2 separate regions of the Homo sapiens genome follow, and region 2 is linked to region 1. A link is an interaction called in ENCODE POLR2A ChIA-PET data of the cell type or tissue named here. Cell type or tissue: Panc1. All regions are shown on one strand. Each heading gives the region's core, and the rest is flanking DNA. Links, peaks and the distances in the headings are about the cores only.

Evidence for each region. ChIA-PET counts read pairs that join two places held together with the same protein. Peaks named below come from ENCODE experiments on the same cell type or tissue, not always from the same donor. Only the 100,000 strongest peaks of a DNase experiment are listed, where the experiment ranks them.
Region 2: POLR2A ChIA-PET joins it to region 1 with 11 read pairs; 4 of 35 experiments call an interaction of 5 or more read pairs at or near these places.

The regions. Positions count from the first base shown.
Region 1 is chr15:58,386,061-58,388,975 of GRCh38, forward strand. No RefSeq gene overlaps it. Among named protein-coding and RNA genes, the nearest start is that of LIPC, 44 kb to the right of the region's middle. In Panc1, for the core only: no CTCF peak of the experiment used is centred there; a DNase peak (open chromatin) is centred at 1,231.
Region 2 is chr15:58,501,340-58,504,254 of GRCh38, forward strand. The region is part of intron 1 of LIPC (lipase C, hepatic type); the gene reads left to right. Among named protein-coding and RNA genes, the nearest start is that of LIPC-AS1, 4.1 kb to the left of the region's middle. In Panc1, for the core only: no CTCF peak of the experiment used is centred there; no DNase peak of the experiment used is centred there.

The DNA of each region.
Region 1 (2,915 bases), core at 226-2,725:
TGATTGGATTACATTTCTCCCTTTAGGAGACTAGAGCATTTGAAATTTTTTCTTTTTTTTCAGTAGAGACGAGGTTTCACTATGTTGGCCAAGCTGGTCTCAAACTCCTGACCTCAAGTGATCTGCCCACCTTGGCCCTCCAAAGTGCTGATGTGAGCTACCATGCCTAGCCAGAGACTAGACTATTTGAAAAGTAAATTCTCAGTTACCCTATAACCCTAATGCCTGGCACAGTGACGGGCAGACTTGCAACATTTCATGGGTGGATGCACTGAAAGATTGACCTATGGGTTCCAGAGTTTCCACTTCATTTGAGTGTTATTTGCTAAAAAATACAATGAAAGTAGAATTTACGACTGAACTTAAAGATCTAGTGTATGCATTACTTACTTTAATGTAATTTAAATATTCACATTATCACTTAAATTTTAATATTGCATTCTGTTTCACTGGATTATTATATAAGGTAATATCAAAACATAAACGGCTCCAAAATTATCAAGATAAGTCAGTCCCTGTGAATGAACTTGGTACAAATCGACATAGAATCATGAGCTTAACCTTGTAGAAATAACTCTTCCCAAGAGCTAGTTTGTAAACGAGTTGCTGTTACAAACTTAGGAATCAGCTAAATCAAATCAAGATTATTAAAATGTGACTTTAGAGAGTTATTAGAAAGAAAAAAATGTTAGTAGAAAGAGATGGCCAGCAAGCAGCAAACAGCCTTCTTCGGTACACTGTAATTATCTTAATATCTGTGCAACCCCCAGTCGCATCCCCATTAAACTACAAGCTCTAAGAGAGCAGGGACATTTCTTTTTTCTCTTTGGCACCCCCAGATCCTAGCATACCACCTGACATACCATGCTTGTTGGGGTTTCTGGAAGAGCCTAGATGTTCTCCTCTTATCCCTTCCAGATTCTAAACCAGTTGAGAATCAAAACATCAGCTTTCTTAATAATAGAGTGGAAGCAAAAACAGTTTTTACTATTTCTTGCCTCAATGAGATCTTGAAGTAGGGAGAGTTTGGTCTCTAGGACAGATCCCACTCAGCTAGCTTGCTTTGCATGGAGAGGATGGTAAAGCTGGGAGTATAGAACAAATATTGTCACCTGCAGGGAATCAAGGCCTCTTGCTGTCAAGAATTGTGAAGGGTCTGAGACTGTAGCCTACTTGCAAGCTAACAAGGAGCTTGTAACTGTTTTTTGGATGCTGGCAAAATACATAAGACTCCTGAGTCAGAGACACATGAGTGTATTACTCACAGCAAATGCCGTAGCCAAACTATTAGTTTGATGGTCACACCAATTTCCCATTTTCTCTCACTAGGTCCCATAGGGAAAATATACGTGGTCCTAGATGAACCCTGAACATGCAGAGAGTTGTGTTACAAGAAAGTCTCTACTTGGGTGGTTCACTGCTTTTATAGCAGGTGGAGGCAAAGCCTGCTCTGTGTCCAGAGAGAGATGTTACCTTCTCTCTGAAGGTTGCTGCTGAAAATGCAGACTTGGGAAAGAGTACTCACAGTCTTACATTCGTGGCATACACAGAAGAACATGTAGAGATGCTCAGGGCCCATAGTAGATTGCCCCTTCTAACACCAATCAGATCAGGACCCCCTTCCCATGGGAGAGGAAGGAGAGGTTGAAGAGAATGGGGAGGAGTTACTCCAACACCTCTCTCCTGGAAAATAGAGCAGCAGTCCCCTTAAAGGGGAACTTCCCAGATATTTGCTCACTTAACCCTTGGGGTTTAACAAGCAGGTCAACTGGGCTATGGATGCTTCTCTTTGGGAAGAGAACAGAAGTTTATGAGGGTAATCCTGCTGCCACATTTACTAGGATATGTCCAGATCCACTATTGTGCCTCGTATGGTCCTCTAGGGACGAGTTGTGGGCAGTCCTAATTTTGCCCACTGTGATGGCTAGTTTTACGTGCCAACTTGGCTAGGCTATCATGTCCAGCTATTTGATGAAACACTAATGTGAGTGTTGATGTGAAGGGATTTTGTAGATATGGTTAACATCTACGATCAGTTGACTTTAAGTAAAGGAGATTACCCTCGATAATACAGTTGGGTACATAGTTGGGAGATTACCCTCATCCAATCGGTTGAAAGGTCTTAAGAGTAAAACACGTTACCCTGAGGAAGAAAAAATTCTCCCTCAAGACTACAACATTCACTGCTGCCTGAGACTTTCCAGCCAGCCAGCCTACCTTACAAGTTTCAGACTTACCAACCTCCACAACTCCATGAGCGAATTCCTTGAAATACAACCTACTGCTCTGTTTCTCTACAGAACCCAGACAGATAAACCCATGTATCAGAAATAGGCCAGAACAAGATATTAAATAAATCAGCCGACAGCTCTACTGCGTTCTTGCTCACCACACAGCCTTGTAATGGCTTACTCAGGGTCTCAAGCCTCCGGATACCTGAGAAAAAACAGACATCAATAGTCCAGCCACTGGGAGATAACAAATTGTCATCTTTGCTGTGCAATTCATATTTTCTGAACCAAAATACGAGAGCACACGGTCAAACGGATACGAATGTACTTTTGGGGAAAACAGAGGGAATATTTGAAACCTGTTTGTTCCAAAAAGTCTGGGACATAGAGTCATTTTGTTTATATAGCATATGGGCTTGCTTCACCCTATTTCTCCCCACCAGCCAGATACTCTAAATATACCTCACAATGTTCAATTTCTGGACACTGTAAGACCAAGGATCTCCCAATTACTCAACAAATCTCCACTGAGTACCTCAGAAAGCCCAGGCACCATCTCGGCATTTTGGATTAAAGGAAGAAGACGCCACTACTGCTCACTGAAGGTGCACAGCTTGATGGTGGGGGGCAGAGGGCAAGTGGAAGGACAGTCACAGAACAGGAATACCCGTGTCCCAGTAAAGC
Region 2 (2,915 bases), core at 224-2,723, 120 kb after region 1:
TCTCATACTTTTTTTTTTTTTTTTTAATGCCTGAAGTTTTTTTGTTTATTCCTTTTTGTTTTCCAGCTCTACCCACCAGTATTTTTTTGTTGATGACAGATCTTCTCCTAAAATGACAAAGAATTTAGAAACATTTTCCATGTATTTTTAACATCTGCGTCAGTGAACAAAGAAATCATAGTTGATGATGGGGTGGGGAGGGAGAAAAGGGAAACTTAATTAGCTTTAGTTTTTATAAGAACTTCCATCAGCGCTGAATGAACTGGAATATGACATCTGATTGGGCCTAATCACAAGGAAGAGTACATTAACTTGCCGTGAATATATTTACCAGTTTTTACAATACCATTTTTAAATCTCTACAGAAGCCAATTTTCTTACAAGAAAATTACCCTACCAAGATTTTTTTTAGAACAAGCAAACCCAAATTTCTTTCTTACCCTAACCCAGTTCATCCAGCTCTGACACTGTGGCCTGAGGACAGACACTGATGCTATCTTGGAGCCTCTGCCTCTCCACCCTTCAGGAATGTTCTGCACCCTGAAGGAGGTAGGAAAACTTGAGGATGCAAAGAAAAACCAGACATCTGTTATGTCTCTTGATGTTAGGGAGTGGGAGTGAAATTCCAGCTCACCCACTCTCCTGGGGAGGCTAGAATTTAATGGGATGCTTGAGATGCGTGGGCCGAGGGTGAGGCTGCAGCCAAAGATGCTTGAGGCTGGACCTGAAGGTGATTTAGTGACCAGAGGGCAATGCCAGGGAGAGAGAGCCTTGCACGGAGTTAGTGACACTACAGTTCCCAGAGTGGGGCAGGAAGAAGCAGGCACACCATGACATCTTCTCATTTTCTTTCCTTCTCTGCCGTTCCCCAGATGCCCCCTCACCAATTCATCAGCCCTTTCTTTCCTTCCACACAAGCTGCTCAGCACTTTGGCTCTGCTCTGGAAACATTTCCATTCCTGTGCTGCTACAGAACCCACCCTCCCCACCAGATTGGATGCACCTGGACAGCAGGATTGTGACTTAGCTGCCATCCCGAGTTTTACCTGGCACACGCAGGTGCTAGGTAGTATTCCTTCAAAACAAGGAAAAGGTGGTGTCGCATCCCTACTTAGCTCCTACCGTTGGGTTGGTTTGCAAATTTTGCATTGAATTCCATGTAATTTTCTCTTTTTTTTTTTTTGTTTGTTTTTATGAAAACGTATCATTTAGCCTGCCTTAACTCTTGCTTTGAGGTCACAAATGTCAAAGTGGTTAACTCCAAGTCACCTCCAAGAACATTATTCCTATTGGGTTAAGGCTCCACCCTTTTGAGCTCTAATTATCTCCTTAATGTGTGAGAACTGGGGGAATATGTTCCCAAATTAGAAATAAGTTCTCTAAAACTAAGGCTTCCAATGCTGAAGAGAATGTACAAAATGAGAAAGGCATACTCAGTCCTTCACTTACACAGTCAAAGAGCAATTTTTAGGGCACTCCCATGTGCCAGACAGCCCAACAGGCTTTAGGGAGGCACAAGGATGAAGAGGACATGGTTATCAGCACCCCCAAGCAACTCTCAGCCTGTAGAGCTTTCCTAATCATTCAACAGGTATTTGAGGTGCTGAAACATTGTTTAAAAAAAAAAAAAAAAGCCCAGGTGCAAACACTTCTATCAGATGTGCCATGCATCATTGACAATAGTATACACATATTATTTATAATATGTATAGGTGCTTTATAAATATTAACTCATTTTATCTCCATAATAACTGAGCTATGGACAATAAATGATTATTATGGACAATCTCTTAACCCTCACAATTCAGACAGTGTTGCTAATCCCATGTCAAAAAGGGGGAAACTGAGGTGCAGAAAAGTTAACTTTCCCAGAGTCACACAGCCTCTTAAGTGGTAGAACCAAGATTTTATTTGTCTTCCTGGTGTAAGAGAACTTGGTGGGTTCCTTAAACCCTGTTCAGGATCTGTCACTGGATTTGCCTGTTGTGCATTCAGAGGCTGGAGAAGGAGTGGAGGGGGCAGAGTCCAAGGTAGGACACTAAGAGTCAGGGAGAGGTGATTTGTGAAAGGCTTTAGGGGCAGCGCCAGCCTCTGGATAACAGGGACCCTGGTGGTACCAAGGAATCATTGGCAGGACTCTGGGAGATGAGGACTTGGTCTGCATGGGGCAGCACCTCGCATCTGATACTGGCGCATATCAGCACCCTACTGGACACATTCAAACAGGCAGCACCCTGTGAGTGTCTCAGCACCAGCACATCAACCTTCCAATTCACCAACTCACTCCAGGGAATGTGAAGGGCAGGGTTCCACTGGGCCGCACCACCCAGCCCGGGGTGGCCCCAAAGGCAGAGGGGATGTGAGTGCTGTCTCTGTGAGCCTAAGTAGGCCCTGCACCTGCCAGAGACAGGGCACAGAGCAAGTGTCTGAGGGCAAGTCACCTGGACACAGCAGTGGCAGAAACCAAGGAGTAGGCATGCCAGGCAGGTCTCCAGCAGCCTCTGAGTTTCCAGGCACAGGGCCCACACCAGGGTGGACTTTTTATATGTACATACACACCCACACACCCACACCCCCACCCAAACACACACACTGCACCAGTCCCGTTTCCTCAGATGGACATTTTTCAGAAGAAAGCCAATGACACTAGCAAGTCCATGACCCATTTCAAGATATGACAGGACATCATTTTCCAAGTGGAGAAAACAAAAATTCTCAGAAAGCCCTGTATACCACAGAAATCCATACACCAGTTTCAAGTCTCATCCAACAGACCAGCCAGAGTGCAGGGCCACAGGGCACCCTGGCTGGAGTGAACAAGCTCCCTCCAAACCCCCTCAAGATTCTAGGCCCACCAGCATAAAAGTCCTCTTGATGGTGGGGTCATTCCAACCCCATCTGGGGTTGTAACCTCT